Linked DNA regions of Mus musculus: region 1 is linked to region 2. Evidence: chromatin contacts called from ENCODE Hi-C or POLR2A ChIA-PET data. All regions are on one chromosome and are shown on one strand. Each heading gives the region's core, a stretch centred on a gene start or an enhancer-like site at or near the end of the contact. The rest is flanking DNA. Distances are from core to core; before and after follow the strand shown.

What was found. Hi-C counts contacts between places; a loop is a spot of excess contacts on that map. ChIA-PET counts read pairs that join two places held with the same protein, here RNA polymerase II (POLR2A).
Region 1: a map of heart shows a loop between it and region 2 (3-fold over the local background). The contact joins two enhancer-like sites. A Hi-C loop is called at or near these places in 8 of 37 maps with a recorded cell type or tissue (T-helper 17 cell, gastrocnemius and heart). POLR2A ChIA-PET finds 5 or more read pairs at or near these places in 1 of 5 experiments (Patski).

Annotation. Positions count from the first base shown.
Region 1 is chr7:132,709,167-132,713,793 of GRCm38, reverse strand. It overlaps Fam53b (family with sequence similarity 53, member B), which reads left to right. Exons shown (of 5, transcript NM_001381858.1): 5 at 1-1,710. Among named protein-coding and RNA genes, the nearest start is that of Lhpp, 100 kb to the right of the region's middle. Within about 2 kb of position 1,638, at least 1 of the 3 ENCODE cell types and tissues checked has a DNase peak (open chromatin) inside an H3K27ac peak, as active enhancers do; it is heart, where a contact is called at or near this core.
Region 2 is chr7:132,671,601-132,676,335 of GRCm38, reverse strand. The region is part of intron 6 of Lhpp (phospholysine phosphohistidine inorganic pyrophosphate phosphatase); the gene reads right to left. Among named protein-coding and RNA genes, the nearest start is that of Lhpp, 63 kb to the right of the region's middle. Within about 2 kb of position 2,160, at least 1 of the 3 ENCODE cell types and tissues checked has a DNase peak (open chromatin) inside an H3K27ac peak, as active enhancers do; it is heart, where a contact is called at or near this core.

The sequences.
Region 1 (4,627 bases), core at 389-2,888, 38 kb before region 2:
GGTCTGCTTCACACAGGCTGTTAAGGCCAAAGCACAGAACAGTTGCCAGCTGCCTCTCCTGAGGACTGGGACCTGAGCTCCTGGTGGCAGGTGTGTGTCTTAAGGCTGATGTGTGGCCGGCTTGTCCGTAGACTAGCTCTCTTGAGCCTGCTGGCGGAAGGACAAACAGGAACTTGCTGAGTGACAGCTTCATCTTTGCTTCCTGCCTCTAGGAGACTGTTCCCTGGGCGGCAGTACTCCAAACCCGGGGTGGGGGTTGGCCCTTTGCAGTTTCCTCAGGCTTTTCTTGATGTCCCTGTCCCACTAAGGCCTCAGTCCAAGCACCCAGCAAAAGCAGCCAGAAAAGATGGTGGTAGCTTTTCTGCCTAGTGTGTTCATTTGCTTTCTGATGTTCTTTTCATCAAGTAAAGCAGGTTTTGTCTAGAAGGTTTCCAGTCAGCTTTCAGCAGTTGTGTGACCCAGACAGACCCATTCATCCACCCCATTCACTGGCCCCCAGACCTCTGGTCTTGGATCTCCTGGAAGAAGGTTCACCTGGGAGGTCCACTCTGTCTCCTGTGTGCGTGGCAGCACAGGCAGCAGGCAGACTGGCTCACCCGAGTGCCACACCCCAGAGAAGCTGAGGGTGGGCTTCACCACTCACCTGCCTAGGCAGCCTCCACCAAAGCCGACTGGGCCTCTTAGCACGTGACATCCCGTTCACTCCAGAAGCCACTGAACCGACAGAGTTGCCCTAAGCCGGGTACCTGACCTGAGTTCAGGGTAGCAGCCTAGACAGTTTACATGACTGCCCACTCCTGCCTTACTCCTGGGTGGTGAAGGTAGAAGCTGGCCAGCACCACGGGCTCCCTTCATGTAGGTCCATGGAACTTGTTCTGCCCACACATGCAGATGTGTATTCTCAGAAAGCCTTACTTTAAAAAAAAAATTTTTTTTTGTAGCAGGAAAGTTTTCTAAATTTGTATGCAGAAAGTTAAATAAAATGAAGGCCCACATTAAACAGGACATGCTCACTCCCCCAGTTTCTAGATGGGTCTCCTATGCAGACCAATGGCCATATTTTATTATGGGTTCATTTAGTGTTCACAGCAGTTAGAACTCACCCCTGGATCCTGCAACCCATTTCCACTGATGTGGTTAAAATTACTTGAATGATGGCCACTTAAAACGTAAGCCAGGGGCCAGGGCTCAGGGACGCTCCGCCCATACAACCCATGATGCTGCCCCTTGCCATGCCCATGCTGCTGGTCCCACCCCTGCCCCTGGTGCCAGGCCTCTGAAGGAGGCAGAGAAAGATACTCTAGAATTGCAGACTGATGGAGCTCCTTTAGGCTAGATAGGATAGCCTGACGTAGCATAGTCTCATTGGCAAATGAACTGCATCGTCAGTGTTTGGGGGCACCCAGGGGTCAGGGACAGATGAGCCCACAGGCCGTGCTAGGGCCACGTGTGCCGTCCCAGCCAGGCAGCAGCAGCAGCAGCAGCAGCAGCAGCGGTACTGTTTGAGGCAGTGTGGTGAATGGCGTGGTGAGCCAGAACCCATCAGGGCTGCAGCCTGTAGGCTGCCCATGCTGGGTCTGCTCGTTAGCACCACGCACCATCGCCTGCCTCCCCCCCTGACAGGCCGTGACTGTCTTGCACTACAGCCACTCTAGTCTCAGGAATTTGCTTGTTCCTTTTACTGTGTAAATAAAGCTTCCTGGTCCAACACCCGGCTGCCTGCGCATGGCTGTGTGCTTTTTGTTGGGGGCAGTGAACCAGCAGCTCTCCTGTCAGCTCTGGACTGGGAGAACTGCGGGACGGACTTCTGTCCCCATGCCTCAGAGAGAAGGCGAAATGCTGGGTGGCTGTGGGAGTAACTGCTGCCCATAGCCACAGCCGCCATCGCAGGGAGCCGCAGAGGAGCCAGAGACATTGGCATGGGGGGGGGGGGGCATGGTGTGCTGCTACTTCCAAGGGAGCAGGAGAGGAAGCTGCCCTGGCTGAGAGGCAGGCCACTAAAGAGACCCTGGAGGCCGTAGAGCTGGGCTGTCAGCTCAGGGCCTCGCCCCCGCGGAGGGCAGCGCAGTTCAGAGCTCTGCTTCTTGGGCTGTGGAGATACTAGAACACACAATTCACCCCTGGGATGGGCACACAATCCAGTGCTTACCCTCCAAACCAGACACCTGAGTAACTACAGCTCAGGAGAGCACTGTGTCTGCAGTCCTGAGGACCCCAGCAGAGAGGTACACTTAATGTCTGTCACCCAGTGTTGGTCCCTGTAACTGACCATGGAATGTTCTCCCAGAGCCTCTGCTATGGCCAGACCATCATAGTCTGGAGGTGACATCCTGGACCACTCTTCTGTTTTGCTGCTTTGGCAACAGATCCCTTGTCAAACTATATGTGAGTGTGTATCTTAAGAGGCGGTGGACAGAGAGATGGCTCCGTGGTTAACCAGAGGACCCAGAGTCAATCCTCAGCGCCCATACAGGAGCCATAATCATCTGGATTATATATATAGTTCCAGGGGATACAGTGGCAGTGTACATGGCATAGGGACATGCAGGCAGAACATCCATAAACTACATACATACATACATACATACATACATACACACACACATATGAAAGAAAAAAGAAGTGTTCCAGAGTGGTGGCACATATCTGTAACCCTAGTCAGCACTCTGGAGGCTGAAGCAAGAGGATTGCGTATTTAAGGTCAGCTTGGGCTAAATATCAGGATCCTGTCTCAGAACTCCCCCCACAAAGCCACCCTTTGTGGTTGGGGGTGGGCGTAGCTTGGCAGGTAAAGGCCACCACATACACACTGGCACACACCCACACACCATATACACAGTTAAAATCAGGGCGTGAGAGCAAGGTCCCAGGCTGGCCATTCAGTCTTCCTAGGACACCAGCCTTCTGCCTTTCATATACGGTAAGTAGTTCACAATAGCAGGACAGAGGGCAGGAAGGCCACAAGCACAGTCCTGCTCCTTAGATTCACAATGGCCTTGAATGACCCAACTGCCCCCCTAACCTGCACCTCCTACTCTCCAGTGGTACCAGCCTCGTTCTAGCCCTGCCCCAGCTCAAGTTGACAACATGCACAGGACTCTGTCCTGATGCCTCCCCACACTGCTGTCTCCTGCACCAAATATGAGGTCTTCTGAAAATAGGATCCTGTTCGCAGCCAGGCTTGGGCTCACTCGATGCCCTGTTGTCTGACAGCAGTAGGCCTCAGCGTTCTGCAGTCCCCAAGCCCGGCTGGTTCAGGGGTCCACCCATCTAGGGATGTTCCCAATCACTAAGTAGGCCCCCTGTCTATACACGGAATGGTGGGCCAACGGGCTTCTGGGAGAGCAGCTCTTTCCCAAAATGTGGGTAGGGAAAAGTCCCTCCCCACAAAATGCCCAACCTGGGCAGTGACCTTCAAGTGGCTACTGTTTTTTGTTTTTTGTTTTTTTAACTTTTTGGTTGTATTTCCTACGTAATAATGCTCCTACAACCCCAAAACTTGGTGCAAAATGCTCAGTCTGCCTATTATCCATGGAAAAGCTGGTGTGATAATGATAATCACACTGGCTTGTAAGGTGGGTCCCTGAGCACCCTGTAGACTCAGCACATGGTTGGGTCTTCCCATTTTAAAGAGATCTGCAGGAGGCTTTCTTCCTGCCTGTTCCACCTGCTAAGGATGTAAGAGTCAGAGGCAGATGAGTCCCTTGTGGCTGACTGCTAGGTAGCTGAAGATCAAGAGAAGGGGAGGCTGTGCTGCTGGGTAGTGCTGCCACCCTGAGAAACATCAAGGCAAGAGGGTAGTCCTCTAGGGGAGTAGGAATGGATCCTCTCAGGAGGGAGAGGACAGCTGAGCACTGGATGATTGCAGCCCCGAGGTCACCACAGGCCATCTTCACGGGATTGCAGGCAAGGCTGGAGGGAGCATCTTAGAATCCGTCTTCAGAAAGAGCATAAGACACAGGCTAGACCTTGAGTCTCCACTCTCTCTTTTACTCCTAGAGACTCCTTGGAAGAGTCACTTTAAGGACCATTTCTCTGAGTTCACTGTGGCTCAGAGGATAGTGTGGTCTCTGACCAGATCATATAGGGCCTGAAGCCCACTCCTTGGCAGAAAGAGAAAACCCAGCTTATCTGGAGAGACCAGCCAAGGAGAGCCAGCTTGGTCACTGCTCAGGAAAAAAAAGGGGGGTGGGGGAGAGAACCCCAATACCCATGGGGCACACTCATCAGCAAGCACAGCCCACTGCAATGGCTCCAAGTGGCCTGAGCTACTGGGGGAACTCTACTGGAGCTTTCTGTATATCCAGCTAAGAGGCAAAAGGCCATCCATCCCTTGAAGGTGAATGGCACTGGCCAGACTGGTGGCCCCTCATCCTGATGCAGATACTCAGCCAATTTCTTCCTCTGAGAGCCTAGAGGTCAACCTGCCCACTAAGGCCCCACTGGTGTGTTCACCGTGCCAGAGGGAGTGTCGTTGTCTAGGGAAATCTCAGAGGACCTCTGACTCCTTTACGTGTGTACAGTTGCACAGTGCGTGCACACATGCAGAGGCCAGATGTCAAACTCAGTTTTGGTCTTCAGACTACGTCGCCCTCCCCCCGGTGTGTGTGTGTGTGTGTCTGTCTGT
Region 2 (4,735 bases), core at 911-3,410:
AGGGCTATACAGAGAAACCCTGTCTTGAAAAACCAAAAATAAATAAACAAATAAACAAAATACAAAAACAACAAAACAAACAACAACAAAAACTCCAGACCCCAAATTACCCATAATGCAGTGCTCCCTGTGGAAAAAGTATAGGAAAGTAGTTACCCCAGAGAGAGGCAGGGGTCTTGTGTAAGCTGGACACATCCTGTTTCTTCATAGGGGGCTGGTTACAGGGATGTGTCTTGCTCTGTCAAGATATACCAACTAGAGCCAGGCGAGGTGGCTTACATCTACAGATAGCACTAGGGAGACTGAGGACAGAGTTGCAATTCAGTCAGGGCCACCCAGTAGCATCCTGTCTGGAAGGAAGGCAGAAGGCAGACGGTATCCTTATGACACTTGCTTTTTAGTGAAGATAATTTAAAGAAGAAATGCATCTACTTAACATGTGCATCAAAGCTAATAACATCCAATAGCTGCTTGTACATGGGTGTGGGCATGTGAGCACTACATCTGTGCACTTACAGAAGTGCATGCCTAAATGTCTGCTTGTGTATTATATGGATGCATGTGTAGACACGTGATCATGTATGTTGTGAATAACACTTCAGCTTAGCAGAGGTCCTAAGTGACAGTCAGCAATGTAAGAGGTCAAGTGTCCTTTGTCAATAGTTCTGTCCACTGTCAAACTGGAGCGGTGGATTACGATCAGCTGGAGACACCAGTGACCCCGGAGGCCATGACACTAGGCATTTACAAGCATTGTTCTAGGCTGGGTGTCAGGCCAAGAATTAGGTTTGTATTTTCTGTTCCCTTCCCATGTATATGCCCATGTATAAATGGAGGAGCCTCAAGCCAGGAGAGGAGAGCTGAAGGCTAGCTGGGATTGGATGGCCAGAGTCCTTTGGCTAGTCTGAGAGCTGCAGGCATCACCTGGGTTGCACTGTCTCTCTTACTTAGCAATCCTTACCTTGGGTAAACCCGGGCCTGTGGCTACAGAGCAGTCAAGGAAGGACTAAGTCCCCTGGGATCTTGAAGTCCTCTTTAGGGACAATCAATTCAAATACAATCACAACATCAGAGGATGGGGCAAGAGGCAGGGGTGGACAGAAGCGGAGCTACAAGGGACCACACCTTCCGGGGGCACCAAGGCACAAACCCCAGCTCTGTGTTTCCAGAGTCCCAGAGAAATGCCCTCATCCTCACCCACACTGCTCTTGGCAGGGGCCTGGGACACAAGGACGACAGAGAGCTCTGCCTGGGGCTGGGGGTTCCAGCATCTGGCTGGCACCATCTGAAGGAGAGCTGGATGGATGCAGGCTCTGGATGCCTACTGGGGTACATTTTTCTAGGCCTGTGCCTACAGTAAAGAAATGGAGCAGGACCCTGCTCTCGACCCGTATGGGGAAATACAGTGGAAAGAGTCAGTATGGTTACAGTGAACTCTAAGCAGACCTCTTGATAGCTGCTCACCAGACTCTGCCTCCTTCATACGAGAGAAGAGCTAACTGCCCACCTCAAACACCTGAGTTCTGCAGGCGTTGTCCTATCAACCCTGCACAGAAGACCTGACTAGGCAGGCGTGAATTGTTCCTGTAGATGGGGCCCCTGCTCTGACACACTAGCTGGTTTTCACGGTATAAACGTTTCCATGGTGGATGTTCCAAGCTGTGAATGAACCATGACTCCGAGGACACAGGAAAATGAACAGTACTACCAAGCCGCTCCCAATACCCTCAGGCCTACAACCGTCATCCACACGCTGCTTAGATCACCAAGGACAAACAGAAGCAGGAATGACCTTCCTGCTCTCTAGCTTAATGGCCTCTGGCGGACAGGAAAGTGGCTTGTGTCTCTGGGAGGCAAGGATAACCCCTACTGAGTATAAGTTCCTTCTGGGACCCAGCCATTCTAAGCAGACTGCTGGCAGAGAGAAGGTGCCAAGAACTAGAGACTATTCAATACCATAGTCATCTCGAGGCTCTGTCCCCTTGGGGTAAGAGGAGAAGGTGCGTCTGGGGGCTAGGGCAGACTGGGAATCTCTGTGCTCAGCCACACCTGTCCCTGGGCCTCTCTCGCTGAGATACCAGAGGGTGGCATGGTAACTGCCCATAACAAACACTGCACAGCTGCCAAGGCTGGAGTTCCAGGCCACCCAGGGACAGGATGGGCCTCCGAGCCTGGTAACCGAGGCCCTCCGAGGACAGCAGAGGTCGCCCTCGCCTTTGTTGCCTTGGTTTTCTTGGCTCCTGAAGGCAGAAAGGTTTCTCTCCTTCACTCTTGTAACCAGATCATGTCGGCTGCAGCTGGAAGTCAGCAGCCTTGGTCCTGGCTCTGTCAGCCATCCTCCTTAGCTGCCGCCTGACCTTCAGCAAGGTCACTGTCCTGAGACAATGAATGGGATGCTTCTACCTGGATGTGCCAGCAAGTTCTCGCCCCACCCCTCCCTTCTTGCTTCCTTGTTACTGTTGGGGTTGCCATGTAGCCCACTGCCTCTTCAGCACTGGGATTAGAGGTGCCCATCATCAAACCTGGCAACCAGACCCCAAAGGACACAAGATCTGAGTGATAGCCTGGATATCTAGATACAGACTTTAAAATAGTGCTGGGAACTAAACCATAACCCTAAATAAAACCTGCAGCAGAGCCTGCAACGCCTTTAATCCCAGCACTTGGGAGGCAGAGGCAGGCAGATTTCTGAGTTCAAGGCCAGCCTGGTCTACAGAGTGAGTTCCAGGACAGCCAGGGATACACAGAGAAACCCAAATAAGTAAGTAGGTAAGTAAGTAAATAAATAAATAAATAAATAAATAAATAAATAAATAAATAAATCTTGCAGCAGAGACACACTGGTGGTTGTATTTGGGAGATTACAGCTTGTGCATAGATGCCTATATTCTTTTTACAAACATTTTCTTTCTTTCTTTCTTTCTTTCTTTCTTTCTTTCTTTCTTCCTTCCTTCCTTTCTTTCTTTCTTTCTCTCTTTAAAAAAAGGGGGGTCATGAATTTGAGAGATTGGGAGGTGAGAAGAGCAGGGGTGGAAGAAGGAAAGGGGAGGAAGAAAATGATGTAATTATATTTTAATTTAAAAAATACCTGAAACTTTTTTTTAATTTATTGGATGATACATATGTCATAGAACCCATGCCAAGGGTGTGTGTGGAGGTCAGAGGACAGATTTTAAAAACAAAAATGCTTCTCTCTTTCTACCATGAAGATCCCAGGAATTTATAATTCAGGTTGGCAGGCTTGGCAGCAAGCCCCTCTAGTAAATGAGCCATCTCACTGGCCCAAGGGTCTTCACTCTTTTATAGACTCCCACTGAAGGATGGCAAGGGAAGATGGCTCTCACTTCTGTAGGCAGATGTAGAACAAGTGGGCAGACAGGCAAAACCCTCCAGTGTAGCCAAAAGGTACTGTAAACCTGAAACTCCCCACCCACACGGTTTCTTGGCATGCTACAAGCCAAGAGAAGGAGAGCGAGGGTGGCAGGGAGGAAGTCTCTTCATAGCCTCAGATGGGTCTCACTGATGCTTATGGAGCACAGTACAGGGCACTAGAGACGTGTGGTGCAGGGCACAAGCCACACCACAGGGTGACGGCACTGCTGTGGAACCAGCACTGTCTTCTATGACAGCTGTGGCTTCACTCAAGTGCTCTCTGGTCTGGTGCCTGATGGGAGTGCAGGCTGGAACAGGGCGTGTCAGGGGAAGTCAGGGCAGAGCCCAGCAGCACAACAGTTGCACCAGTCACGAGTTCTCTCACAGCTTGGCAGGTCAGGCCTTCCAGCCCAGAGCAGCTGCCAAATGGCTTCCCAGGCCACATGAGATCGACCAGGTGGCTTCCTTTTTCAATATCCAACCTTTTCCTTAATAAACAATAATGTAACTCTACCAAACTTTGGAATTTAGAAACAGGAAGAAAACTCTCTCCGATTCCACAGCTGGGCATACCTCCCAGCCCAGAATCACTCCATACCCTGCCACCTCCCACTGGGGAAGCAGGGCGTGTGTCCAGCATTCACCCCTAGCAGATACTCCACAAATGCCTGCATGAAGGATGCTGACACCCATGTACAGACAGACAGACAGACAGACAGACAGACAGCTGGCTGACTCCAAGCCCCTACCTCTGCAACTCTGAAACTCCCTCCCCATGTAACATGTGTTCAAGGCCCATTGTTAGCATCTACGTTGGGTCACTGAAGCCATCTCCTTAGTATGCTACATGCAAGGGTTATTTTCTTTCTTGATACACTGTCAGTAAACTTCCCAAGGTATGTGTAGATTCACCCAGAGTTGTAAGAAATCTAAGTTACTCAATTCGCCCTAACAGCAGCATCTCGCTGTCAAAGCCAGCGTGCTGACCTCACTGGGGTGGAAGCACCTCCATGATCACCAGGATTCTTCACAGGGCGTCTTTGTTTATGTAGCTGGTTTTCTTTTCTGAGATTTATTTTTATTTATTTTATGTGTATGAGGACACAGCCGCTGTCTTCAGACAGGCCAGAAGAGGCCATCTGATCCCATTAGAGATGGTTGTGAGTCACCATGTAGTTGCTGGGAATTGAATTCAGGACCAAAGAGCAGTCAGTGCTCTTAACCACTGAGCCATCTCTCCAGCCTCTATGTAGTTGATTTTTTTTTTTTTTGAGTCATGTTTTTTATTTGTTCCTTTCTTGCATTTGACATTCTCTTTGATGACATCTTAGACTGAGAGTCGCTGCCACAGTGCTTTACCACG